Regions from separate parts of the Mus musculus genome. Here regions 1, 2, 3, 5, 6 and 7 are each linked to region 4. A link is a loop called in an ENCODE intact Hi-C map of the cell type or tissue named here. Cell type or tissue: left cerebral cortex. All regions are shown on one strand.

What was found. A loop is a pair of places that touch in the nucleus more often than their neighbours do. Peaks named below come from ENCODE experiments on the same cell type or tissue, not always from the same donor. Only the 100,000 strongest peaks of a DNase experiment are listed, where the experiment ranks them.
Region 1: it touches region 4 in a loop (3-fold over the local background); 2 of 42 quality-filtered maps call a loop at or near these places.
Region 2: a loop joins it to region 4, with 2.6 times the contacts of the local background. A loop is called at or near these places in 3 of 42 quality-filtered maps.
Region 3: it touches region 4 in a loop (2.4-fold over the local background); 3 of 42 quality-filtered maps call a loop at or near these places.
Region 5: it touches region 4 in a loop (2.2-fold over the local background); 3 of 42 quality-filtered maps call a loop at or near these places.
Region 6: a loop joins it to region 4, with 3.0 times the contacts of the local background. A loop is called at or near these places in 4 of 42 quality-filtered maps.
Region 7: it touches region 4 in a loop (2.6-fold over the local background); 5 of 42 quality-filtered maps call a loop at or near these places.

The regions. Positions count from the first base shown.
Region 1 is chr4:32,301,536-32,305,535 of GRCm38, reverse strand. It overlaps a transcript of Bach2 not described here. Among named protein-coding and RNA genes, the nearest start is that of n-TGccc3, 73 kb to the right of the region's middle. RefSeq lists an enhancer at 126-3,633. In left cerebral cortex, no CTCF peak of the experiment used is centred here; DNase peaks (open chromatin) are centred at 1,009, 1,147, 1,626, 2,285 and 1 more place; H3K4me3 peaks cover 1,057 bases; H3K27ac peaks cover 2,714 bases.
Region 2 is chr4:32,377,717-32,381,716 of GRCm38, reverse strand. It overlaps a transcript of Bach2 not described here. Among named protein-coding and RNA genes, the nearest start is that of Bach2, 38 kb to the left of the region's middle. In left cerebral cortex, a CTCF peak has its summit at 2,386 (motif pointing right); no DNase peak of the experiment used is centred here.
Region 3 is chr4:32,668,502-32,672,501 of GRCm38, reverse strand. Mdn1 (midasin AAA ATPase 1) reads right to left here. Exons shown (of 102, transcript NM_001081392.1): 6 at 3,461-3,703; 7 at 2,908-3,039; 8 at 1,832-1,935; 9 at 872-986. Among named protein-coding and RNA genes, the nearest start is that of Mdn1, 13 kb to the right of the region's middle. In left cerebral cortex, CTCF peaks have their summits at 2,478 (motif pointing left) and 3,972 (motif pointing right); no DNase peak of the experiment used is centred here.
Region 4 is chr4:32,053,218-32,057,217 of GRCm38, reverse strand. No RefSeq gene overlaps it. Among named protein-coding and RNA genes, the nearest start is that of Map3k7, 91 kb to the right of the region's middle. In left cerebral cortex, a CTCF peak has its summit at 1,909 (motif pointing left); DNase peaks (open chromatin) are centred at 1,466 and 1,902; H3K4me3 peaks cover 871 bases; H3K27ac peaks cover 790 bases.
Region 5 is chr4:32,654,696-32,658,695 of GRCm38, reverse strand. It overlaps Mdn1 (midasin AAA ATPase 1), which reads right to left and starts at 1,577. Exons shown (of 102, transcript NM_001081392.1): 1 at 1,344-1,577. The coding sequence starts at 1,445. In left cerebral cortex, no CTCF peak of the experiment used is centred here; a DNase peak (open chromatin) is centred at 1,599; H3K4me3 peaks cover 1,831 bases; H3K27ac peaks cover 896 bases.
Region 6 is chr4:32,427,398-32,431,397 of GRCm38, reverse strand. The region is part of intron 1 of Bach2 (BTB and CNC homology, basic leucine zipper transcription factor 2); the gene reads right to left. Among named protein-coding and RNA genes, the nearest start is that of Bach2, 12 kb to the right of the region's middle. In left cerebral cortex, no CTCF peak of the experiment used is centred here; DNase peaks (open chromatin) are centred at 260, 1,089 and 1,769; H3K27ac peaks cover 998 bases.
Region 7 is chr4:32,407,324-32,411,323 of GRCm38, reverse strand. It overlaps a transcript of Bach2 not described here. Among named protein-coding and RNA genes, the nearest start is that of Bach2, 8.1 kb to the left of the region's middle. In left cerebral cortex, a CTCF peak has its summit at 2,045; no DNase peak of the experiment used is centred here.

The DNA.
Region 1 (4,000 bases), 250 kb before region 4:
AGCAGCGTGAAGGGACGTGGAGGGGTGTGAGCGTCAGAGCGTCTGATCAGCAACACTGTGAGCGCTGTGCTTGTTCTAGTTGAAGCTGTTTCTGCATGCTGACTACTCCAGTTCACTGGTGACTAGCAACAGCAGGAATGTGAGAGCTCCGTTCCAGAATTACTGAAACCACCCAGGCAACTTAAATACATTTCCGTCTCAAAACATCGGCAAAATGTTCCAACTTTTAAAATGCTAACAAAATATGAGGAGCCATGGTGAAGTTGACCTACATTCTAGGGAGGCTGAGAAGGGGGCGGGGAAGGCTGCACTAGTGGAGTTCAGAATAAATGCAAGGTTGCGGGGATGCTGTCTATGAAGTCACTCCCTCGTCTCTCCATTTCCATTTCAGTGTCCATGTATTTCCTGATCTCTGCACTGTGTGCTTTCTTCCATTGGACGGATCGCACACTTAGATAACTTGGTCGTTTTTCTCTTAGGCAGACTTTCATTCTGCAAAACCGGGAGAATTCCTGCACTATTGTATATAAACTAATTCAAACTTTATGAATGAGCAGCGGGGACCGTTTCCACGGACTGTTTTAAAGGCCTGTGGTACCAAGAGTAAGCAAAACCGATCCATGAAGTTAATGCTGCTTCCCATAATGTAGAATCTGGTTCTTCTCACTGTCCAAATGCTAAAGGAGAAACTAGTGCCATGGTGGGGGTGCTGGCAGGGTGGGGGGAAACAATGCCTTCCTCAGCGTTTCAAAACCGTTCACATCAGCTTGAGCACGGAAGCCATAGGAAAAGCTCTGTTTTACCTACCGTAATTACGGTATACCTCACAGCAACTCTCCACATTATCCACTTTCCCCCCTCCACTCAACTTCTCTCAATGATCTCTGGAAACCATTAACCAAAAGTCCTGGTCCAATTTTCCTCTTCCCCCTCCTCTGTGTCCTCAGTCTTGCTGGCGTCCAGACAAAGCAAACTTGTATTACATCACAAAGCAAACTCATTTTTTTCTCTAAAGCAGCCCATTGGTCAGTTACCGCTACTGGAACCAACACTGTCACAGTGTGGTCTTTGTTACTGAGTGCTGCTTGTAAAAAATATATATATACATACATATAAGTTTCCCAGTACTGCTTTCCTCTGCTAAAAAGAGGAAGCGTCTAGCCGGGTTCCACCCATGCAGTAAACTAGACATTACCTTATATACAAGAGCCTCTATGGCATTCCTCGGGCACTGACTGCTGCAGAATTCCTGCACTAGGCTGCACGCTGCAGGCCACAAGCTTCCCTGGCTCACTCACCCTCCTTTCTGCTTTGGCTGCTCTACTCTATCTATCTATCTATCTATCTATCTATCTATCTATCTATCTATCTATCTATCTATCTATCTTTCTTTCTTTCTTTCTTTCTTTCTCTCTCTCTCTCTCTCTCTCTCTCTCTCTTTCTTTCTTTCTTTCTTTTTTTCTCTCCTTCCTTCTTTCTGTCTCATTTCCACTGCCTCACTGTGTTTTTGTGTAAATGCTCTCTCTCACATGACTCAACAAATCCATCTGCCCGAAGCAGGCCAAGTCTGGAGCCCTCCCAGGAGGGAGGAGAAGAATTGCTTTGTGGAAAGGACTTGGAGCGCTGCCCTTCCTCTGGCTCGAATTACCCGCCTGTCAGGCCTGACGGATCTGGCTAAAAATAAAAGGAAGCGGGCTGTGAAAAGCAGATGAATGGGCTCAGCAGCTCCTCAGATAACACAGACCTGCTGTTGCCCAGAGCTTCCCAAACAGAAACTTCAAATGTGCGACCTCTGAGTGCAGCTATGTGGCTTCCAGGTGATCATGCTGTCTGACCCACCAGAGTGGTGTCGCAGCCTGGATTTTGATTTTAGCACCCCCCCCAACCTCAGTGTGTGTGTGTGTGTGTGTGTGTGTGTGTGTGTGTGTGTGTGTGTGTGTGTTAGAAAGAAAGAGAAATAGGAAGAGAAGGGGAAATAAAGTCTCGTACAAAAAGGTTCTCAGAGCACAGCTGAATTCAGTGGAGTGATGGCTTCTCACGTTTTAAAACAATATTGTTTCCACTACAAAATTCTCCTCCACACCAGACATTTTCAGTCTCCCGATGATGTCACTCCTCCATTCAGAGCCAGCAAAGAGTTAACAGTCCTTCTTGTAAGTGTATGGCCAGCGCCTGCAGTGGGTATTAAGCACTTAGGTTTGCCATGTAATGACACACTGTAACAATCTGTAATATGAAACATCAGCAAAGCTCTGGCTCTGAGGCTCGCTCTCCCCACCATTAGCCATATGTTTGGCTCCTCAGATAGCCAAGCGGGTGTTCCAGCATGCCATCTGGTTTCTATCCACACAGGCAACTGCAAAGCAAGGGCTGTACCCCTCTGGAGCTGTGTGTTTCTTATCCCTGTCCTCCCCTTTCCCCCCTCCCAGCTCCTTGGTTCCCTTGCAAGAGAATTCTCTGCCATTCATCACATGCAAAGAAAATGTTACCTGACCTGGCAGCAGTGGAGCCATTAAGAATGCACAGCTGAACTGTAAACACGCCAGAGGGTCCTTTACAGAATCTCCTCAAGTCAGTCTCCCCCCCCCCACACACACACATTCTCTACTCCTTCCTCATCCCCTATGACTGCAGACACTTGATCCAGCATGTTAAAAATAGGTACATTCTTGATAGAACCAGAGTTTGCTGTGGTGCCCTTCACAGTCACTTCACATACTGACAGGAAGGCTTTAACTCACACATGTGTGAGTGCGCACTCGCTCGCACACACACACACACACACACAGGCAAACGCATGTTTGTCTCAACATTCAATTAGCTTGGTGTCAGTGTCACACAGGATGACACACCCCTGACTCACTTCAGGAATCAATCCCTCCTGCTCCTAGGTATTCGACTGCTATTGTTTAATTTTCTGATGGTTCTTTCCACTTCAAGACACGAAACAGGGAGACAGATGAGGCAGGCACTCTGGAACAGGAGCTCGCAGCCATTTTCAGGCAACTGATGACTGACCGAAGAATGCCTTCTTCCTTCTGCATTTTCCAGGGGTGAAAGCACACAGCAAAAATAATCTCCCTCCTCTTGCCTGAACCCCTGATGCCGGGATTACAAATGTGTTATGTGTGTTATGCTGGGTGATGTGGTGCTGCGGATCAAACCTAGGGCTTTGTTCATGCTAGATAAGTACTCTGCCAACATAGCTGCTTCCCCAGGCCTGCACTTTAACAGCATGCAGAAATGGTACATGCTGTTGGAACTGATAGGATTTTCCTAGAGCTTCGCCTTCACAGGATTTGAAGCACTCTATACTCTTTTAACTGCATATTGGGGTATCTGATATACATAAAAATTGTCTCCTTGTTTCTGTAGAAATTGCAATTCATTTTGCTGCATTAAGAGATCATTAATTAGGGATTAATATTTGCCACATCTTATTTAAAACGCTGGTTTCTTACATACGAAAAAACGAAAGAAAGACTATCATTAGAAAGTGACTCACCAGAATGTCAGATTGTCCCACATGGTAGACTGGAGAGGATCTGTCAGGGAGTTCTGTTTATTCAGTCTAACAAGGGTGCCAGGAAGGCCACTAACTATGCAAACTTCTTAAGCCCACTGCCTTTGTGGATCCATACTTTCGTAATCACAATATACGCTGCATTAGCTAACAGAGCCATTAAGATTCTGTTTTTGCAGGTTTTAGAGAATGATGCCAAAGAGAACTTGTAATTTAGAAAGCTTTAGGAAATAACCCAGATGATTAGCCCAAATATATATAAAATATATATTATAAGTAATATATATTATAGTACAACAGTATGCATATATTATTTTAATATGCTCTGTCTTAATATACAAATTATTAATGAGATATTTTACATTTTACACTGGCTCTTGAAATAATATGGACTGTTCACATATAGCATCTACCAATGTGCACTAGTCTTAATTCCAGGACTTTGGCTACCTGTGGATAGTGGTGACTGCTGGGCAG
Region 2 (4,000 bases), 320 kb before region 4:
GTGGGGGGAAAGCTCCCCTCCAGGTATCGAGAGGCGAGGCACATACCTGCGCAGGGCACAGTAAGGACCATGTGTGAAACCGACTCCAGTGTTTGTATCAGCCCAGGGTCTAACAGCAAGAAGATAGACCCGGGAGATGAGAGATTCATCTGTAACTCAAGGATGCTGAGCTAAAGAAGAGCATTCTGGAAGGAATACCCCCTCCTTTCTGCTTCCTCCTCCCCATGCAAACATGGCAGCATGACGAGTGAACAGGATAAGCCCACTTTATTTCCTTGCTTCCTCTCAAGGTGACTTCACGGAGGTAGAGTTGTGGAGGCCTTACAAGGTACCAGATCAAAAGTGTCTGTTCACCGTGTGTCCCTCCTCATGTTCAGAAAGAGAGAGAAAAACTTAATGCGTGATCCCTAAGGAAGAGCACTGCCACTGTTGTCTGCTGCTATCTATCACCATGGAGACAGAGTCCTCCAGCATCTTCAGGGCTACATGTGGGCCAGGCCTTAGGACTAAGGCTTCCTCACAGCTTAGGACCCAGTGCCCAAAATAATTGCCCACAGAATAGATATTATTTTTTTTTCAAATTAAGAACTATTGATCCCAGCAACCACATGGTAGCTCACAAACATCTGTAATGGGATCCAATGCTCTCCTCTAGTGTGTCTGAGGACAGCTACAGTGTACTTATAATAAACAAACAAATAAGTAAATAAATAAATCTTTTAAAAAAACCGAATTATTGCTTTGAGTGACATTATATATATCAGCCACACTCTAAGGCAGGCTCTGTGCTCAGTTGTCCAATATAAATTTGATTCCATGGTTTGTTTTTTGTTTGTTTGTTTGTTTTGTGAGTGTGTTTGTTTTGTTGTTTTTGTTATTTTAATAGCAAAAAAGAACATGAAGTTAGATGTATATGGAGGTAGGAGAGGATCTGCGAGAAGTTGGGGAAGGAGAAAGGATATGACCATAATATATTGTTAAAAAAACACAAAAAGGAATTACTGATTTATTTTTATGTTACTGTTGGAATGTATATAAAGACTGTAGATTCTGAGTACCAGGTGCCCCCTTCAATACTGTGTAAGCTATATAATGTTAAGTCACAGTTAGCATACCTGTGGCCTTAGCATGTTTATTACTCTGTTGTGGTGAAAAACACTGTCCCTTGCTCTAAGTTCTGGAAGATATACCCTGCCTTATCAGTCCCCTGCGCAGCCATTTGCGGTTCTCCAACCCCATTTACTGTGCTTGCTAGAAACAAGCAGGGCGAGGTGGGGTATTCAGTGAAGCCATGCTACAGGGTAGGGGTGAGGTGCTCAGCCAGTGAAGCCCTCTCCTGGAATTTACGTGAGCCTCGGAACTCTGAAGCCTACCCTCTTCTTTTTCAATACTTCCAGTGGTGTTTCCATGAGTGGGGAGGGTAGCCTTTAACTCCGCCAAGAAGTCTCCTACAGCTAATGAGACTAGAGAAAGAAAATGAGCAGAGGAATGGAAGCTGGCAAGCAGGAGGCTACAACAGCGGTAAGATCATGGTTGCAGACAGGAGTAAGACAGGCCCCACTAAGAGAGAGCTGAGACATCAGCCGTGGGGACCAAACAACTACTGGATTCTTGGACTTTCTGTTGGTAACAGCCATTGTTAGATCAGCTGAGCCACAGCCTATGCATATGTATATCTATATGTATATCTATATGTATGTAGGTATTCATATTCTTTCTACCCATCCTGCCCCTCTAGAGCACTGACTAAAACAGTAAAGGAGAGCATAGCCCCTTCCTCTTAAGAGTTTCTAGAACTGCCACAGACACGGCTCTGTACATCTCATCAGTCATAGCTCAGACAGACAGACAGACAGACAGACAGACAGACAGACAGCAAATGTCTTAGAGTTAGCAACAATGTGGTTGTTTGGCCACCAACTCAGCCATGAGAAAAATTCTGTATGGAGAAGGTGCCTTGTAGGCAACCAGCAACCTCTTCCCCAATGAAGTCCTTACAAGTTTCCTCATTTGTCAGGTCATAAAATGTGAAGATCAGTATGAAATTGATTTAAAGAAAAGGACACAGTTCCAGGCAGCTACAGTCCTGGGGTTCTTCTGAGTTCAAGGGAAATCATGGGTTCTCTATCTTAAAGGAACGTAGGGATGCTTGCTAAAGATTCAGTGTCACTCGCAGGAGATCCCGGCCTAACATGTCCATGCACCTTCATAGCGGCCTGGAACTTCAGTAGGGTAGACATTATATCTTCTGGCTTGCATTTCCTACAAATGGAGGGCATGAGGAACGAGGCGAGGACAGGAGAGCAAACCTTCCAGAAGGCAATAAGATGATCGTGCTGAAGATGCCTCAGGATTAATTAAGACATGGCCACAAGAGGACGATATTTGAATAACTTCCCAACATGTCATGAAAAGTATTCCTGGCTGATGTGACCTGGCAATTTATAATAAAGACCTCAAAATTCGGCAAGCTCCTGATTCAGCAGTTCTATTTGTAGACATTTAACATAAGAAAAATGTTTTCTTTCCCTGCCATTTTACTTATAAGTAAACAGAGACAATACAGATAATAATAAATACAAAGCCAGGTGATGGTGGTGCATGCTTTTAATCCCAGCACTGGGGAGGCAGATGTATCCCTGTGAGTTCGAGGCCAGCCTGGTCTATAGAGCTATTTCCAGGATGGCCAGGGTATATAGAGAAACCCTGTCTTAAAAAACAAAAAACCCAAACCAAACCAAACAGGAAAAAGGAACACAAAACTTCAGCTGATTTAAATTTGTAAACTCTTAGTAATGTAATTAAATTATCATAGCTAATTCAATTTAGTTATATATATGTACATATATATATATATATTGAAAATTACATTTTATTCAGAAGAATTGATTTGTAAATGCTTTTGGAATAGGGAAAGTTTGAGTGTTTTGTTTTCATCTTCAGATTCATCACCATGACAACACTCTCCTTGTCTGAGATGGAACCTGTGACTTAACATATGATGCTGTCACTGGACATCTGATCCTGTGGGAGACATATCTATGTACATACACACAAAAATCTGGTGTTATCCTTTGATCTACATGGGTCTCCACTTCTTAACCACCCACTGCCTTGCTCTGAAAAGTGCACTTAAAAAAATCGCTCCTCATGACTGCATCCAAGGCTTAGTGGCTACATTTCTGTTGAGTAATATCATGCATACTTTACAGTAATTTTGTCAAGCAACCTCTGCAAGCACCCAGATTCACTGACATCGCTGGTTTTAGGAAACAAGTCTTTGTCCAGATGGCACTAAGCTGTTTGAAAGCAATGGAGAGGGAAAGAGTGCGGAAGGCTGGAGACTTTCCTCAATCTAATTAGAGGATGGTATAAACACACACACACACACACACACACACACATACACACACACACACACACCCATGGATGACAGCATTTGATCAGGCAGACCTTCCTTCTTATATTCAGATGCATTTCCTGGAGACACAAGGGAGATAGGCTACGAAGTCTGTAAAGGAAACAGTAGTTAACTGCTGGGTAAGAGATGTGCATTTTCATTCTCTTTTTTTTTTCTTTATTTTCTACAGTTTCAACAAACCAGGGTGGCCCTGACAATAAGGAAGAACACCGCTGGGCTGGCATGGCTCAGCAGGTAAGAGCACTGACTGCTCTTCCAAAGGCCCTGAGTTCAAATCCCAGCAACCACATGGTGGCTCACAACCACCCCTAATGAGATCTGATGCCCTCTTCTGGTGCATCTGAAGTCAGTTACAGTGTAATTATGTATAATAATAAATAAATCTTTGGGTCGGAACAAGCAGAAACTGAGCGAGTGGGGTTGACCAGAGTGAGCAGAGGTCCTGAAAACTCAATCCCCAACAACCACATGAAGGCTCACAACTATCTGTACAGCTACACTGTACTCACATACATAAAATAAGTAAATAATTTCCTTCTTTTTTTTTTTTTAAAGAACCCTCAGGGTGAGGTATCTTGT
Region 3 (4,000 bases), 620 kb before region 4:
ATTAGCACTGGACCTGGGGCTTGGAAATTCTACATCACAGACGTACTACCCAACCAACATTTTATAAAATATTGATGGATGTGTCTATTCACTTCTGTTTGATAGGGAAATTAACATAAAAGAGAAACCCTAGGTTCATCTGCCTTGTCTGCCAAATGAACAATGTGGTCAGGGATGCTTGGGAGACAAGGAAGATTGCAAGGAGTAGAAAAGGAACTTGTCAGTCACAGGTAGCTGAGTAGACATTGCCAGCATAGAATACAGCCCCTAGTCAAGATATAATGGGGGCACAAAGTTTCAGAAAATGACAGAGCAGTGGCGACATACATCTTTAATCCCAGAGGTTAGAAGGCAGAGATGGGTGAATATCTGTGAGTTCAAGGCCAGGCTGGTCTACAGAGAGTATTCTAGGACAGTCAACGCTACAAAGAGAAACTCTGCCTCAAAAAAATCCAAGAAAAGGCGGGGTGGGGGTGGTGGAGGGGGTGGTGGTAGTGGTAGCGCAGGCCTTTAATCCCAGCACTTGGGAGGCAGAGGCAGGTGGATTTCTGAGTTCTGAGGCCAGCCTGGTCTACAGAGTGAGTTCCAGGACAGCCAGAGATACACAGAGAAACCCTGTCTCAAAAAAAAACAAAACAAAACAAAACATCCAAGAAAAAAAAAAAAGAATAAAAATTGTTAGGTGTGCTGAGATCAACATTCTGTTTGAAAGTGCAGTATCTCTAGTTCCAGAGCATTAGATGTCTTTTTCGGAACTAGACTTTGGATATTTCATTTAGGCATGCTCCTATATTTATCCCTATGTGGAGCTTCTGGAATTTTCATGATGAAAAATAGAAACAAAAGCCTCTTATTATCCAAAGCTGCATACCTCATTCAGGTCTTTCTTATTCAGATTATGCAGGTGAATTTTGGTCCAGTATTTGTCTAGCATAGTAGCATGACTATTCATTGGTCGGTACCAACTTCCTCCACAGCTCAAGAGCCTGCATTGTAAAGGAGAGAATTCAAACAGTGGCACATGAAAGGTTCAGACTTCATATTGAGTTACAGTCAACCTGCTTCATATACAGGGCACTCCCCCAAAAATCTATGACGGATGACTGAAACCAGACAGTACAAATTCTACACATAGAAACCAATGGTAAAGTTTTATTAATTATGCAAAACAAGAATAAAGTATAATATCCCCATGGGAGAAACAGAATCTTATTGAATTTGATGACAGCCTGTAGTGCAGCAAGTCTCTACAACAAATCTACTAAACTCTAAACAACCAATTAGAACAATACTATGAAAGTTGTAAATTTTTGGTTTTTTTGCGAGACAGGGTTTCTCTGTATAGCCCTGGCTGTCCTGGAACTCACTCTGTAGACCAGGCTGGCCTCGAACTCAGAAATCCACCTGCCTCTGCCTCCCAAGTGCTGGGATTAAAGGCGTGCGCTACCACGCCCAGCGAAAAGTTGTAAATTTTTATTTAATTTTCCATTAATACTTTCAAATCCTACTGACTGAGCAGCTAAAACCATGGTAAGTGAAATCAGAAATAGGATGACTGCTATACAATTCCTTATTCATAAATAAAGCTGCCATTTTACTGCTAGATACAGGTAAATTAGGGTAGGTTACTTGACCCACAAGTCTTTTTTTTTTAAAAAGTACTGATAGAATTTTTTCAAATTGTTTTTAAATCACTGGGATAATGCCACAGTGTGTTTAGATATCAATGATAAGATGTTTCTTTGAAGCATAAATGACTTCAGCAATAAATGACTTCAGCAAAACAAAGATCGAACCTGGTTTGAGAATCAGGACAGAGAGTCACACATACCTCCTGGTTGCGAACAGCTGAAATGTCGGAGCTACTTTTAAACAGTCGCCGTGGCCAGGAATCAGAAGCTCTCCATGTTCCAGCAGAGGGATCAACACAGAAACCTAAATCACAAAACCCCATTGATAAAGTCATGGGGACAGAGTTGATAAGCAAACAAGCAAACACCACTTATGTCCAAATGATGGACATATCCTTAAAGTAAGCTCCATCCAGTTTTCTTCACACTGCAAACTGAAATCAAATCCATTTTTGTTTTCTAAGTTGCACTCCAGTACACCTTATTAACTCAATAGTCACTGAGTGCTACTGTGGTCCAGAAAAAAAAATCAAGACAGTAGGATGTACACAGGACTTAGGACTTTTAAAACCAACAGATGCAAATGGCCAAAAAAGCATGATAAGCTTAATTCAGAAGAATTCACTGAACCTGCTCCAAAGATAAAAAGATTCACTAAATCATAAAGAACGAGCCAGAACCAGCTAGATTTGGTGGGAGAGGAATGCCCCTCCCAACACATAACCATTATTTGTCTTCTCCAGTTATTTACAATTCAATACACACTTAATGTAGAGCTTCACCTTTGGTCATAGTTTAAGGATTTCAGAAGAAACACAGACCGCCACTTAACTGCAGAAGTAAGCCACCTTGTGGCATGCTCCTATAATGACTGCATAGGAAAGAGCTATGTCAATCTGAGATCAACAGGAACACAACTGTATAATCAAAAGCATCTCAAAAAAACAAGCATTTGAGCCATTTGTAGCCCTCTTCTATAGCTGCCACTCCTGGGAAGCTGATCTCAAAGGTCCAATTGTATCACTAACTGCTCCCATCAAGCATTAGACAGCTCACTTTACTTAATCACTATCAAGTCAGCACAAAACTCAATAAACACTCTGTGCAACACAAGACAAGTGAAGAAACCCACGTTCTCAAGTCAGAGTAGGTAACTAGGAATGAGCTTCTTAAAATGTATCATGTAAAACTCAGAACACCAAAACACCCCCCAAGCGCTGTGGACAAAACGTTCTTCAAAGACAAAATGTGCAGAGTAAAGTGCAAAACGTCATACCACATCCAAAGGAGCATAGTCAATATCCTCCAGAAGGATCCAGTAACCTTTTGTGGCTGCCTGTGTCAGGGTGCCAGGCTGCCATACAAACTCTCCAGGGACATCTGTACAGCGATACATGCCTAGTAGCATCTGTAGAAAGAGGTGAATTAGAGAAATCAAACACCTGAGATAGCAAGGCTTTGAAAAGACGTGTGTGTGTGTATGAGCCGGGCAGTGGTGGTGCACACCTTTAATCCCAGCACTTGAGAGGCAGAGACAGGCGGATTTCTGAGTTCGAGGCCAGCCTGGTCTACAGAGTGAGTACCAGGACAGCCAGGGCTACACAGAGAAATCCTGTCTCAAAACAAAAAACAACAACAAAAACCAACAACAACAACAAAACAGTCGTATGAAATTTCAACAAGGGAAGAAGGCATGTGAGGTTTACAAAGCTTGCTCTAAAAGTCAGAAACAAGGGCAATAACTATTTCTATGTTCCCTTAGCAAAAACATTAGAATGCTGATATATGCAAACAAACCAAACCAGCAATACTTGCCATTTCTTAATTACCTTGCTGTCTGTCTGATCTCCAAGCTGGACTTTGAGAAGCTGAGGAGGTTTCGTTCTACCAGTCACTGCAGCTAAATGTTCAACTAAGGAGGTTTTGCCACTTCCTATTGGTCCTTCCAACAACACAGCATTTTGAGAAGCCACTGAAACAGCTAGCAGCTGAAGATTTTTACACACAGACTCAACCAACACAAAGGACTTAAGAGCCAGCTCCTGTTCCAGGGAAGAACTCCTGTCACTTGCCTAAGAAGAAATGTGAGAAATGGAAAGACTATTAGGAGAGCCCTTCCCACAAACAACACAGTTAATTTCTTCAACAATGCTTCTACTGACATTACATTATATAACAAGAGTGTGAGCCAAACTCAGGAGGATATGCTCTGCATGTTTTAAAAACTATTTTTGTGTAGAGCAAAAGTGTGAGGTGCCCTTTTTATTTTTAAAAAACTGATACCATTTTATTTTATGTGTATGGGCATTCTGTGTGTGTGTGTCTGTACACCACATGTGTACTTGCTGCCTATGGAGTCCAGAAGAGGG
Region 4 (4,000 bases):
CCTGTTCAGAGACAAATTGGGAGTGACGTTTTAAATAAGAAAAGGAAAAAGAAAGCTAAAAGTGAAGAAATGAATGGAAAAAAGAAAAAGGACAAGAAAGGAGACTGGAAATGTATCACAGTTGGTACAGTACTTCCCTAGTGTGCTCCAGCCCTGGTTTGATGCCTAGGACCATGTAAACCAGGTTATTGCTGTAATCCCAGCATTAAGGGGGTGGAGGCAAGAGATCGGGAGCTGGGAAGGGAAGGGAAGGGGGAAGGGGAAAGTGGGAAGGGGGAAGGGGAGAGAGGAGGGGGAAGGGGGAAGGGGGAGGGGAGAAGGAAGATCAATCTACTCTTGCCAAAGTTATGCATTTCCAGGGAATAAAATAAGCTTGCAAGTACCCCAGATCAGTATTTAACCAGGAAAGACGGACTCTCAAAGGGAAGGGTTTCCTCTAACCCCTACCCACAGTGCTCTCATCTTGTTCTGACACAGACTGGTAGAAGCAAGTCATGAGCACGCACGTGGGTACCGAACCCAGATGAAGATGTGCAGTTCTGGGCTACATTTCCACGAGTGGGACTAACGTCAGCAGGCTTATGCTATCTGAGCTTCCAAAGGATTCTAGGATCTAAGCAAGCAGGGCTCAACCCAGAGGCACTGAGGAGGAGGGCCACTCCCCTGATGAGAACCAGAGTTGTCAGAACTGAGTGCAGAGATCAGATTTTCCCAGCCCTTTCTCTTTATCTGGAGCACAGTACCCCGTCCACCCCCACCCCAACCCCACCCTGAGCACACACACACCTTCACTTGGGATCAGAGCCCAACCATTACTGAATTCCTTGGTCTTCAGGCTGGCCCCATCTGACCCAGTGTCCCCTGGACTGGAACTTATAGAAGACTCCTGTTTGGTGGACGTGGCTAGGCATACCTGCATTTGGACTTCATCAAAGCATTCTGAACTAGAACTTAGGATCGGTAGGCACAAGGGACAGGATTCTGTCACAGGGTCCTGTGTTTTATATATGTATGCATTGAGACAACAACAGTTTTCACTCAGGCAGACTCGGTTTAAAATTCAAGTGCTTGGAACAAGCGCTAGTTGTTATTGAGTGAATGAGGTAATCTTCATAGAGAGTTCGGCACAGCACTTACTGTTTATGTAGTACGTACTAATACTTATAATACTAATAATTATAACTCTGCTTGGGGCATACGTTCCCAGAGTAGCTTGCTCAATTACCCTCAGAGATGTTCTCCTCTGGAACAAGGTTCTTAGGATCCAGTTGGGGGAAATTTTTGCTCCTAGAGAGAGAGAGAAATGGCTCATTGCTGAAGAATGCTTGCTATTCTTCCGGGGAATCCCATTTTTCCGAGAGATTCTAATTTAGTTCCCAGCACTCGTGCCTTGCTGCTCAAAACCTCCTGTATCTTCAGTTCCAGAAACGCTAGCAACCTCTTTTGCTATCCATGGTCACGCACACACATGTGATGTACATACACACAAAAACATACATTTTAAAAATCGCTTCTAGGAAATTCCCTACTTCTGAATCGGGATTTTCCTTTGAACATCTGGTCCCGACAGGGAAGTGATTTGGATGCTGGTGACCTGGATGGAGCTCGTAGAATGAACCCACTGATCCAGGGTGCCGGAAGTCAAGCTTTTTTCTCAAATCCCTATAGTCAATTTCCCAGAAGGCTCCACGGTGTTATCTCCCCAGCAAAACGATGAAGCCTCTGGAAGGGGCTGGAAGTGCAGTGGAAAGTCCAAGTGGCCCAAAACATCGAATCAGACACCAGAAACCCGAAGTTATGGAAGACAAAAAAGAAACAAAAACAAAGCCAGCCTCATTAGTAGCGCTGGCTGTCGCTACCCTGTCAATAAAGGGCCTTTGAAAGTCTGTGCTTGTACTGCCATCTAGTGGCTAGAGAAGGCATGGCTGGAGCCGGTAAGGTCCCGGGCCGTGCTATGTGAAGGTGGTTCATCTTCCTCTTGAAGAATTTATGGATAGGCATATTGTCGGAAGCTTTTAATGATTATTCTCTAATTTTGCTTCATAGTGTCTGCAAATCACTGACAAATTTGTATGAGAATCATAGAACAGGGGCAGTTTACGCATCCGGCGGTCCAGTTGGGGTCTAGTTGGCAGAGTGTCTTTGGGGAAGGGAAAAAGCCCCGTTTCTCTTGGAGCACGGGAATCCGCAGAAGCAACGGCGTTGCCTCAGTAGCTCCGTGCTGGCCTAGCGTGAAGGAGGCCACTCACTATCTCCAGGTAACATCTTTGTGTCCTCAGCCCTCTGGTCTCTGACTTACTTGTAAATGCATGTCCCTTGCTTCCCTTTTAACTCCTGCTATCACGTTTAAAAATCCCTCATTTGAGTCCTGAGGGCTAGCAGAAAGAATGGAAACAGGCAACCTCAGGAAATAGGAGGTTAGGGGGACCCCCCAGAATATACCAGAGACCTGGGAAGTGAGAGACTCCCAGCACTCAAAGGGAGGGACCTTAGATGAAATGCCTGACAGTAGGGAGAGGAAACTTATAGAGCCCCCCCTCCAGCAGGAAGACAGGACATCAAGTGAAAGATGGGGTTGCCATTCCACAGTCACATCTCTGACCCATAATTGTTCCTGTCTGAAAGAATTACAGGGATGGAAATGGAGAGGAGCCTGAGGAAAAGAAGGTCCAGTGACAGGCCCAAAGTGGGATCCAGCTCAAGGGGAGATCCCAAGGCCTGACACTATTACTGAGGCTGTGGAGCGCTCATAAAAAGGGACCTATCATGACTGCCCTCTGAAAGACCCAGCAAGCAGCTGAAAGAGTCAGATGCAGATATTTGCACCCAACCAATGGGTTGCTGCTGACCCCTGTTGTTGAATTAGGGAAGGCTGAAAGAAGCGTAGGAGAATGGTGATCCTGTAAGAAGACTAGCAGTCTCAATTAATCTGGACCCCTGAGATCTCTCAGATACTGAACCACCAGCCAGGCAGCATACACCTACTAATATGAGGCCCTCAACACACATACAGCAGAGGACTTCCGGGTCTGTGTTCATTCAGAGATGATGCACCTAACCATCAAGAGACTGTAGTTTAGACGTCAGGTGGGGTGGGGGATGGGGACATTCATGTGGAGACATGGGAGTGGGGAGGAGGTGTGGGATATGAAACAGTCGGAGGGGGGATGAAGGGTGAATAAAACATGGACTGTAAAAAAAATGAATTAAAGAAAAAAATCCTTCACTTGATTTCAGGGAAATATTCCTTATCTGCGGAGGCTCTCTGGATTTTAGATGCGGGCTCGTTCTCTTGAATCACTGGCCCTAAGACTATCAAATAGCGCTTTCCATGGGCAGCCTTCTCCTCAGTGGTCACACTCACAATGAGAGTTAGGCTCCAGTGTCACAGAATCTGGGCCCTGTACCAAAGTGATAGGTTCAAAAATCTCCCCCATGTGTTAAATTGCCTTTTAGGGCAATTTAAAACTTTCTTATATTTACTGACTTAAAAAAAAGAAGAAGAAAATTCAAGCCTGAGACAGCTGAATGGCTCACTGGGTAAGCCTGACACCTGAGCTTGATCCCTGGAGGGAGAGAACAAACTCATAAAGTTGTCCTCTGACATGGTCTCTCTCTCTCTCTCTCCCTCTCTCTCACACACACACACACACACACACGCACACACACACACGCACGCACGCACGCACGCGCACATGAGCACAACTGTTAGATTATTTTTACAGAGTCAAATGTAGCACTATCTCATTGTCGTCACGGCGCTACGGAGGCCGAGCTGTGAGGATCCTTAAGGCTTGCTGGCTGGGAGCCGGAGCTGCTGAGTTCCAGGTCTCATTGAGAGACCACCAAGTCTCAAAATGCAAGGTGGAGCTGGGGAGATGGCTCAGTGGATAGAGTTTGTTGCAAAAACATGAAGACCTGCCTGAGCTCAGATCCTCAAAATCTACATAAAAGCTAGACTTCAGAGCTGCCTGGCCTGTCTAGCTGAAATGACAAGGTC
Region 5 (4,000 bases), 600 kb before region 4:
CAGGGCTACACAGAGAAACCCTGTCTCTTAAAACCAAAACCAAAACAAACAAAAAAACCATTTTCTCTCTAGAGTGCCTATTCATGCTGAGTCCACCTACAGCAATTTTGATAAGGGAGCCACACAGGACAGACATCCAGGAGATGTATCCCACTAGGTTTGGTTTTTCACATTCAATTTAGTATCAGAAAAGCCTTTTGAGCCAAGCTGGTCTTGACACCTGCCTTGAATCCTAGCAGTCTATGTAGAGGCCAACCTGGTCTACACAGTGAACTCGGAGACATACAGAGCTACATAATAGAGATGTTATCTCAAAAGGAAAAAACAAACAAGATGCCTTTTGGCTAAGGGTGTAATTCAGTGACAGAAAGTAGGTTCAACACCTCGGGAAAAACTCTCAGAATTTTCTCTGGCGAATTCTACAATGCTGCAAATGGCTCAGGTTCATTCATCTACAACAGTGACTTTCAACCTTCCTAATGCTACAATCCTTCAATACAGTTCCTCATTTTGTGGTAACCCCAAATCATAAAATTATTTTCGTTGCTAACTCATAACTGTAATTTTGCTACTGTTATGAATCGTAATGTAAATATGCTGGTCTTAGGCGACCCACAGGTTGCGAACCACTGGATGGGCTACACTGCTGTTGACTGCTAAAACAATGGAGTGTGTATGTACTTTATGCACTCTTGGCTGAGAGTTTTACAAAATTAAAATCACGTCTCTCTTGACTCAAGCTTACAGACAGAGCAGGTAAGGAAACTTAGAAAGAAATTAAAACGCAAAGTGAAAACTTGTCTAGTAAGGATGCTCAACTCAGGCAAAAGCCAATACGGCAAAGCTCTTGAAAACACATGACTCATTTGGTAAAAAAAATAAAAATAAAAAAAATAAAATTTAAAAAGTCTTTCATCTCCCAATTTAACTGTCTTGTTAAAACCTTCAGCTGTTTGTTATGAACGGTCACCGAAGAAGACGCGAACTCCCCGGGTGTAGAGACAAGATTTTTGCGTCTCCTCAGTGGTGTATTGAGACGCCCAGAAAAAATACTATGGATGTTCGTCAGTGGGCCAAAGGGTCAAAGTAAAGAAAAGCATCCTTAAAAGCATCCGAGGGGTGGGGAAAGGGAAGGAAAAGCACGTGTCTGGGGGGTGGGGAGGCGGACAGAAGCAGCCTCGCAGAAAAACCAACCGCGCCGATTCCTGAAGGGCATGAACTCCACCAGGGCCTGAGCGCCGGGCAGGGGGCGAGGAAATGGAAGCTGACCCCGAAAAACAAAGGCCCTTTCCCGGGACTCGGCGCTCCGCGACCCGGGCCCGCCTCCCTTCGCCCACGCTCACCGACTTGGCCAGGAACCTGTTCAGCTCGCCGCTGCTCTTCTCGTTCTTGGCGGCGATTAGCCGCAGCGGCCCGGATACCAGCTCCACAGAGAGGTGCTCCATAGTCTCCGGCCGCGGCCACGGGGCCGCGGGGTGACGGCCGAAAACCCACGACGGCAAGAAGACCCCCGAAAGCCGGCAAGCAGACACACACGTGGTGAAGGAATTCACGTTGCGTCATCAACCCGCGGCGGCGCGACTACTGCCACGCCCCCGTGGGCGGAAATGCGTCACTGCCGCGCCACTGCTAGTAGGAAGGGAAGCGGAAGTAGCTTTTGAGGTTAGCCGGTTGACTGATCCTTCTGAGAGTGAAATTCGCGTCGCCAAACGAGGAGCTGCCGGCGCGTGCGACCTAAGCGCACAGTGACTTACTCTGTATCAACACAGGTCCTGTGTGAAAGATAAGCGGATTCGCTGTCCAAGATTGTTGCCCATAAAAAGAGTGACCTTTTGAGAAAAATGGCCCTGAAGTATTCTTACAAATCCTGGAAATAATTGCTTAATTAAAAAAAGAGTAGGAGTTAGTGAGATGCCTTAGTCGGCTAAAAGCTCTTGTAATGCAAGCCTGATGCCCAGAGTTTGATTTGTGACCTCTATTTTACACCATGGCACGTGTGGGCCTTCACACACTTCGCGCATACTCCCCGTAGTAATAATGATTCCAGAAAGGCTGCGGAGTGCACAAAGTTAGAATTGTTAAGATGAAGGTCACGAACAAGTTAAACCTATAATGATGTCAAACAAAATATATTGAGAGGGATTGACAATAAAGAAGCCCATTACCAGCATAGTGCAGCTTACAACCATTTGTAACTCCATCTCTATGAGATAAAACGCCCTCTTCTGGCCTCTGTGGCATACATACATACATACATGTGGCACACAACACACACACCAGTTTTTGTTTTGTTTTGTTTTTTTGAGATAGGATTTCTTTGTAACCCTGGCTGTCCTGGAACTTGCTCTGTAGACAGGGCAGGCCTCTGACCTCAGAGATCCGCCTGCCTCTGCCTCCCCAGGGCTGGGATTGAAGGCGTGACTTTAACACCTGGCTGCTTTGCTTTTTGGTGGTGAGAACTGACTAGATGACTCAGCAGTTAAAAGATGCTTTCCCCTAAGTCTGGCAAACTGATTTCAATCTCTGAAACCCACCCAAAGAACTTGGATAAAAGTTTACTCTAAGTGCAGAGAAAGGAAGCTTCTTCCAGCTGTGGAGGCACTAACAATGAACACCCAGAAAGGCATTCAACCCCCAGAGCAGCAGCAGATTGGTATATTGTGGAAAGTGTCACACCAAAAATGAAATAAAATCCAGGGATCCAATCAGATGCAGAGGATATGGATACAGAATAAAGTACAAGAAAAGGACTAGCCGGCCAGTGGTGTATGCCTTTAATCCCAGCACTTGGAAGGCAGAGGCAGGCAGATTTCTGAGTTCAAGACCAGTCTGGTCTACAGAGTGAGTTCCAGGACAGCCGGGGTTACACAGAGAAACCCTATCTCAAAAAAACAGAAAAGAAGAGAAAAGAACTAAGATTGATGGTTTTTGATGCTCGATGAAACAGGGGATTCAGGAGTGTACACTCGTACACTTGCACCATTGACGTTTCTCTTTATTGTATAGCGTTTATCTTAGTTTACTTAATGACTACAGCTGCATACCTATGATTTCACTTTAGAAAGGCAATTGTATTTTAATACTTTGTATCAAGGAAAATTTGGTTCAAAAAGTTATTCTAGTACTTTACAAACTTTTAAGATGTTTTCTTACTGTCTTTAGATATCAGCACATATCTAGATGTAGTCTCTCATTTGGTACCATGTGGGTTTATTTCTATTTAAACTTTTTTGTCTATTATTTCAGTATCAGCACATTTCTTTCCTTTACTTTCTTTCTTTCTTTTCTTTTCTTTTCTTTTTTTTTTTTTTTTTTTTTTTTTTTTTTGTGGGAGGGAGACAGGGTTTCTCTACGTAGCCCTAACTGTCCTGGAACTCACTCTGTAGACCAGGCTGGCCTTGAACCCAGAAATCCACCTGCCTCTGCCTCCCAAGTGCTGAGATTAAAGGCATGTGCCACCACTGCCCGACATCTATTTCTGTCCTCTATATTTCTTAAATATGCTTTCCTTTTGGGTTCCTTTTGGGAGTTTCTTGACCTGATTTTTCAGCTTACTCATTCTTTAATTTTACTTTCTTTTTAAAAAGATTCATTGGGGGGAGGGTGGGAAATGCATTAGTTGTTAAGAGCATTTAACAATCAGAGGATCCAAGTTCTTAACTACTGAGTCATGTCTGGAGTCCCTCTATTCTTTCTCTGTCTCTCTTTTTCTTTTGAGACAGGATCTCACTATATATCCATGGTTGTCCTGGAACCTGATATATACAAGAGACTAGGCCCACATTTAGATTGCCTCTGCCTCTCAAATGTTAGGATTGAAAGTGTCCATCACAAGGTGTATGTGTGGACCTGCATTTTTTAGGTGCACAACCATGCAGAAGCCCATAGATGCCAGGAAGGGGCCTGGATCCCCTGGAACTGCAATTATAGGCAGTCACAAGTAGCCATGCTTTTGCTCTTTTGGTTTCTTGAGATAGGGTTTCTTTGTGTAGCCTTGCTG
Region 6 (4,000 bases), 370 kb before region 4:
CTATTGTGAGACAAGTGACTTTCCTCTCCTAAATGGCTGTCAAGAAGGTATTGAAACCCGTGCAGAAACTGCCTTCCCCGAGACAGAGGACTTCACAATGTCTGCAGTGCATAGTTCACCACATCTCACAAGAGGGCTTATTGTTTAAATGCTTTCGTCCTTAGGTCACCTCTGAACAATGACTTCACTGTCCTCTGGAACATGGCTATGGGCTCTGGTGGGGGACTCTGTTGTTTGCATTCTTTTTCTCATCTGCAGCAGTGGGAGCCCAGGAACACAGCAGTGCAAGGCAGCAGTGGTCAGCTGCCAACACTGGCGTGACAATGTGGGTAAGTTGCTGCCGTGGACAGGCTGACTTCTGACGATGAATCCAGGTCTGCAGCAAGCGCTGCTAATGCAGACTTCAGAGGACAGCTGAGGAGTAGGTGAGCCATCACGGCAACAGGACTCACTGCCTTGCAAGATGCGCCTGACTCAGAAGCCAGTCCATTCAGAATATGAGGGAAGAAAACACCAGGCGTCCTTGGGGAAAACAGAATCAGGTGGCAGGTAGAGGGATCGTTCCTTAATGGAGCTTCAGCAGGACAAAAAGCCCAGCCTCGTTATAGTTCTGGGAACTAAGAATAGCTTCTGAATGAGTGCTCGCAATCCTCCACAGACCCGTTCCTCCTTAGGAGAGCCCCCTGCTCCCTTTCCAATTTGGACGCAAGAAGAAGAAGGAGGAGGAGGAAGAGGAGGAGGAGGAGGAGGAGGAGGAGGAAGAAGAAGAAGAAGAAGAAGAAGAAGAACAACAACAACAACAACAACAACAACAACAACACTGGTAGGGCAGTTGGAACAAAGGAGGCTCTTCAGAATGGAGGGAGGCTCCAAACATTTTAGATGCTGTCAAAGCTCTTTCACCAGGGTTCAGCTCACAGGAGCTCAGAGCTGTAGTTCGGGTAGCAGGCTGTCATGGAGAAGCCAGGGGAAAAACGTCACGTAGTAACTTTGTAGTAAACACCAAGACACACATACAATTCCCCTACTGATGTTGTGGAGCACACAAGTGAAATGCGATGGAAACGGGGACATGCCAGTGCAGGCGAGGCTGACTTCCCACGGCTGATGAGTAAGCGCTCAGTGAGCTCAGGCTTCACATGGACACCGTGTGAAGCTTTTACGCAGATGTCACTTCAGAATCCCAGACTGACACCCATACCTATGCATTAGTGGGGATGGAACCTAGGGCCTTGCATGTCCTGCGTAAGCACTCTACCTCTGAGCTGCACCAGAGCGTCTTGAAGTAATTTAAAGGTGGGTATACTTAAATAAATTAGAAAATATGTCATTTTCTCTTCTCCTGCCCTCAAACCTAGTTTTCCAAGTAAGGTGGCTTTCCTAAATCCCATGATTAAATGAATAAAGTCTATACAGGCACAAAACGCAGATGAAATTCCACCTCTGACACAGCATTATTTTGGAAAGACTAAAACTCAAGCCTGAGTGCCACCTCTGATGTCCAATGTGCCCTGTGTTAGGAAGATGGCGGAACACCTGCCATGTAACCCGTGTGGAGATAACCTGCAGAGTCCATGTTCTCCATGCAGCGTGTCCCCCAAGAGGCTGTTTAGGGGTGTCTCAAGAAGGATAAGGTGTGACACATGGCTGAGAAAGCCACCCTGATGTTTCAGACTACTCTCTCTGGGACAATTTACTTCCTAGCCAAGGAGTGAGTGACTGATTCTAGAGTCCCTGTGATTGGCTTCTTCAGGGACTGACTGGCATCCCAGCCAGACAAAAGGAGACCAGCGCATGTTTCAGTAAGTGAGGAGAGGAGATGGCGTCATCACTGATGTTTCATCTCTTCTCCCAGTTCCTGCCCAGAAACGCTAAGACAGATCAACTCTCAGAAAGACACAGTGTGAGAAAAAGAGTTCTTATGCAATCCTCCTGCCTCTGTCTCTCCAGTAGGTGGGATTACAGACACATTCCACCTGACCATGGCGACCATGTGTTTTATGACAGTGGGGCTGGAAATGAGGTGAACAGTGCTACCGAGGGGGCAGGGGTTAGATTCTCACAACAGAGAAAAAGAAAGAATGGCAAATGTACACTGACCCCCTATTGCCACCCAACTGTAAATAATAAGGGAAACCCAATGCTGACCAGATCACAGAAATCAGCTTATACCCATTCTCTAGGTCAACTGTACATATCTGTCACGTCTATAAGCTAACAACAGACCGGAACATTGTCCCTTCCAGGTCCCACACAGCCAGCGCTGTGCATCCTGCAGTTGGCTATATGGCAACGTTCTCAGCTTTGTGCTGACAGACTTCTCCTTTTCTGCACTCATTCCAGCACGGTGCCTTCAGGTCTGTCTAAGTAATGTAATTTACTCGAGTGGAATTCCCTTGGTACCCAGTGCAGCACTTGGTGACAGTGTCATTTATACTCTGGTGTCACGGCCTGACACTGATACATTGGCCTTCCTCGCTCCTTCACAGAAGAGCATGCAATTTCACCTTCCGCCGTGCCCTTCTGCAGCGAGCATGTATAAATTTACTCTATTCAGCCCTAATTACAAGCCTTGGTTGAAATGCTCTCATTAGATTTATATTTCTTACTCCAAATGTCAATCTTATTGAAAATTTCAGTTTTTCTGAGCATTTACCCATTAGAAATAAACTCCAAAGCATTTCATGACTGAGAGCACTAAACTACCAATGCGGACATGCACTTAAAATACATCATTAGTGTAATCTCCATTGCAAATTCTTTATATTATTCAACCAAAGGAATAATGGGCCCAGCCTGGCCACTACCCTCAAACTGCACATGAAGGACAGGTTAAAACCACTGTTACATACGAAGAAGTAGAGTGTATCAACCGGATGAATTTCAGATCCTTTGTCATCCCCCCCAAAGGTGAGGTAGGAAATCACAGCCAGAGTTTAATTTATCACCTTCTCCAGTCTATAATTCTCATAGACGCTTCAGTGGCAAAGTGCAGTGAGGCTGGCAAAGGTAATGGTGTGCGTGCCAGTGTGTGCATGTGTGTGCCACTGTGTGCCAGTGTGCGCATGTGTACCTGTGCGTGTGTGCCTGTGCATGCATGCACTGTAATGCCAGGAACTCTGAAAGTCACCTGGAAGGATTTTCTCTGAGGAAAAGGATTCTTCTTAAGAAGAATCTCTTAAGAAAAGGATTTTCTTGAGAGAGAGAGAGAGAGAGAGAGAGAGAGAGAGAGAGAACGCATATAAAGCACAGCCTGGATACAATGTGGGGGATGAGATATGGCTGTAAGAAAAGGCAAACCATCTTGGTCCTTAACCTGAGGAATGTCTGTCTTCACTACAGACTGCCAGGTCCTAACACTGAAACCCAGAAAATCTGCTGACCTTAATATGTATGCTACAATCAGCCTTGGTACCTAGGATGGCAGAATCAACATGAAAAGGGACTCTGCAGTTAAAATCCGTTCCCTGCTCACAGTGAACCCTCGCTGCTTCTGGGCTGTGCTGTAACTTCTGTGTTTATTGCTCCCATTCATCACTTTCATCGCGCCCCAGGTGAGGCAAAGTCAAGGTACTGTCACAATTTCTCTCTTAATTTGATGAATGAGAACCGCATCCCAGAAGGTCACAGAGGAGGCTGAAGCAACGTCTAGTCTGAACTCTCACTGTCCAACCCCAAGGCTTCGAAAGGGTGACCACGAGCTATGTGCTGCTTATAGCTATGCCCTTACATTATAAAATAATATTTAACTTGTAATAGAAAACCTTGTTGGGAGGAAAAAGACAGAGAAGGGCACATATACATGAAACAGAAAATAATTAACAAAAACTAATGAACGCAGTGCTGACTGTCTTCTGCCTGTTAGCGTTGGTCACCCTGATGATGGATCAGCACTGCGTAGGCAATGTTTTCGCTAGGGAGCGAAACTACAATGGAAGCTAATTGCTCCTGAGATTTTGCTAGTTCCTACCTGAAATATTTAAAAGCTCGCTTGATTACA
Region 7 (4,000 bases), 350 kb before region 4:
TCATCCTGAAATCCAGCCTCTAGAGAGGATCATCAGCCCTGGCAACGCCCACCCAGAAAACATCCGCAGAGTCGGTTCTCAAATGGCATCGGGGTATTAGTGCCCACGTGACTTCAAGGATACTATATCACACAGCCAGACATCAAGTTCACTGTGGGCTGCAAGCAGGCATACCTCTTAGGGGCTTCTGTCAACTTCATGAAGAATGTTTCTTCTTGGATCTTGGATGGTCATCAACAATGCCTTAACTCTTCCTCCTAGCTTCAGTACTTGGTCAAGTTGTAGAGATCTTTCTGCCTCCTCCTAAGATTTGCAGTCTTCTAAGACCTCTGCTATCTTTCTTCTAGAAGCCAACAGAGATCCTGCACAGTTCTGACCCTTTCTTGAGAGCCACACAGCCTCTCAGTCTCATCTGCAGACTGGCTTGCTTCGTGCCATCCAGGCAACACAGTTGAGCATCCGGATCCCACACTCACAAGTTTCTGAGCTGACCCTGTGGGGCCACACAAGGATGGCAGCTAAAGCAAGGAAAGGCTACAGGAAGTCATGCCGAGAGCCCTTAAAGACAAGTGAGGCGAGCGGCAGGTAAGAGAGGCATGAGGCAGCATGTCAACAGAAGATGCTACCGTGGACCCAACTGCTCCAGCAGAAAAAACCACGAACCATCTTTGCTCCTCACTGCTGGCTAGGCCCTCAGTACAGGCTGTCAGTTCTATCTTCACCTTACATCTCACATCAATCTACCCATCCTCGTCTCTACTTTATTTATCATCTGTGATTTCTCACCTGGCTCATTATTCCTACTGACACAGAAATTGGCCTGTCCTTTTTCTCTTCTTCCCTGGCTGGCAGGGCCCTCAGGATCTCTCTGGGTGAGACTGGCCACTGACAAGATTCTGAACGCTTAGTTCTCCTGCACAGAAATCTTCTCACATAAGATAAGTGGACCGTCGCCACTCTGTATTATCCTATGTTTTTGTCATAATAAAGTATCCAGAGTTTATAATTGGCCATTTTCATCATTTTAGATAAACAGTTTAGTGGTCATTAAGTACATTTCTGGTTGAGCAACCATCACCACTGTCCATCTACTGTAATGGGAATTAATGATCAAGACCAAAAATAAGACTTAAAGCAAGGGCCTGGAGAGAGAGGCACTTTGAGGGCTGTGCCTCATTTTATATAGAATCTCTCCTATAGATCAGGGCCTCCAGGACACACCCTTCATTTGTTTTCCACATTTGACACCAGAGCTGTAGGAACTCTGGTCTCCATATGGAAAAGGACCTTTGGATGCTTTTCTAGGTCATATACTAGTTATAATCACAGACACAAGCATCCCAGCCCTCCCGGTCTCCACTATCAAAGCATGACTGAAGCGGCGTTTCTTGGAAAGACGACTTGTTTACCCAACATGCTGCATCTAGACGGAGCTGGTTTGTCACTCACTTGTTTCTAAGCAGGGTTTCCTTCCGAGTGTTGACAAAGACCATAAAAAATGTCCTTAGCCATTCAGCATTTAATTCAACTCCACAATATATTTTTCTTCCTTCTTGGTTTAATGGCCTCAAACGTACCAACATCCTGCCTTTCCGAATCCTCTAACAAGTCCCATCAAATGCCAGGGCAGAATCAAACTGCCCTGCAGGCAGTGAGATCATGCACTAAGAATTCATTTTTAGTCCAAGACTTGGGAGTGCCAGACCACTTAGTGCAATGTATCACACGGCCAGAAAATTAGCCTGGCACTCTAAATAATGTTTTAACATTTCTCCTATCAAAGGTCCTTTTACAACCTGATGACTCCTTCCTTGGAAAAAAATTAACACACACAAAACTGCTCCATGTGGTAATCAAAGGTTCAAGGACCTTTTCAAGTCTATTAGGGGTCCTCTATGCATCTGTGAACTCCAGATTAAAATCTGTAGAAGAACTAGAGTTCATGTTGTTCCCAGGCCCCAGCACTGGCACTAAGGCCCCGGGCATCTCGGGGTGATTTCCTCTGGTGCTGTTTGCCTCAGCACTGGTTTGGCTTTAGGGACATCGCCACCTGGCTTCTGGTCAATCCTATTGTTAACATGGCTGCACCAAGTTAGCTGACAGTGTTGGGAACACCCGCTCCTCTGGTCAGTCTCTGCTGTGTTGGTCTAGCTGATGTTCTGTAGGCGCTACAGTCATCTTAGATCCAACTTAACTTCCTGTTGTTTTGTTGTTGTTTTTTTGCTGACATTGATTCTTTCCACCACTTACATCACTGAAAAACGTAAACCAAATTAAAAACAAACAACAAACAAACAAACAATAGTAACAACCCTCCCCCCCTTTGAATTTAAGGGTTTTTTGGTCTTTTGTTTTGGTTTTGTTTTATTTTTCGAGACAGGGTTTCTCTGTATAGTCCTGGCTGTCCTGGAACTCACTTTGTAGACCAGGCCTCGAACTCAGAAATCCACTTGTCTCTGCCTCCCGAGTGCTGGGATCAAAGGCGTGCGCCACCACGCCCGGCTCTGAATTTAAGTTTTACATTTTCTGCTCTTAAAAAGAAAAAAAATCATTTAGTCTTTCCTATGTTGCTTCTTGGGAGTATGCCATCTGCTCACTCTGACCACTGAGTGAGGCAATCTTTATTCAGTCCACACTAGGGTTTCTGCTCTTGAAGCAAGATGGGCTTAGCATTTACTAATGTAGTCTTTAAGTAAAGCAAATTACTGTCTAGAATACAAGCGGGATTCATTCAATCGGCTGAAGGCCTTTCTGAGGGAGAGCAGACTGTCTGCCTTTAGAGTCTAAACAGAGTTTAGACTTGTTAGCTTCCATATTGTCTTAATTTTCTCAACACTTTTCCTGTTGCTGTGATAAAATCTTCCTACCACTTAGTGCAATGTATCACACGGCCAGAAAATTAGCCTGGCACTCTAAATAATGTTTTAACATTTCTCCTATCAAAGGTCCTTTTACAACCTGATGACTCCTTCCTTGGAAAAAAATTAACACACACACACATGGAGCCCTTAAGCAACCTAAGGCTCAAAGGGTTCATTTTGGTTCACAGTTCAAGGATCCAGTCTGTCATGGTAGGTTTGAGCTGGCCATACTGCATTTGAAGTGGGGAAACAGAATGGTGACTGTTGGTGTGCAGATTACTCCCCCCCCCCGCCCCCCCGCCACCCCCCCTCTGTCCCTTTATGCAGTCCAGGACACCAAGCCCAGGGAATGTGTCCGCCCATACTTGGGGTGAGTCTTCCCACCTCAATTAAACCTATCAAGATAATCCTTCACATGCCTGGCCAGAAGCTAACCTAATCTATACAATCCCCACAGGTAGACCCATAGACTTGTCTCACAAATGATCCTAGATCCTGTCCAAGTGATAATATTGCCCTCCACAATAAACATGTGAACCAGTTCCTCAAAACACATTTATTCTCGTTTATTCTCGAGTCTTTCTTACACACACACACACACACACACACACCCTTCTATTTCTCTGGAGAACCTTGGTTAGTGTACTGGGATATACACTGATTCTTTAACATTTTGAACAACTGCTCAAAACGCTTCCCATGATAGTACTCTTTTACAATCCATCAGTAGGGTCTCCACACCCCCACAGGCATTGTGGTAGTCTTTCGGACGTTCATCTCACTGGGGGTAAGGTGACATCTCATTATGACTGTAATCTATATTTTCTAATGTTTAATGATGTCGAGTGTCGTTTCATGTACATATTTTCTGGAAAATGTTTTAATTCTTTGCTTGTTATTGAGTTATTTGCTTTAAGAGTGTTGAATTACAAAAATTACTTATATAGCCTAGATACTAAACCTTTGTTAGATATGCAAGTTGCACATATTTTATCTCATGAATAAGGTTTGTCTTTTTTACTTTCTTAATGGTCTTCTTTAAAAGCACAGAAGTTTTTAATTTTTACATGGTCACCCTTACCTGTTGTTCCCCCCCCCTTTGTCTCCTGTGGCTTTGGAGACAGTGTTTCATGCCCACA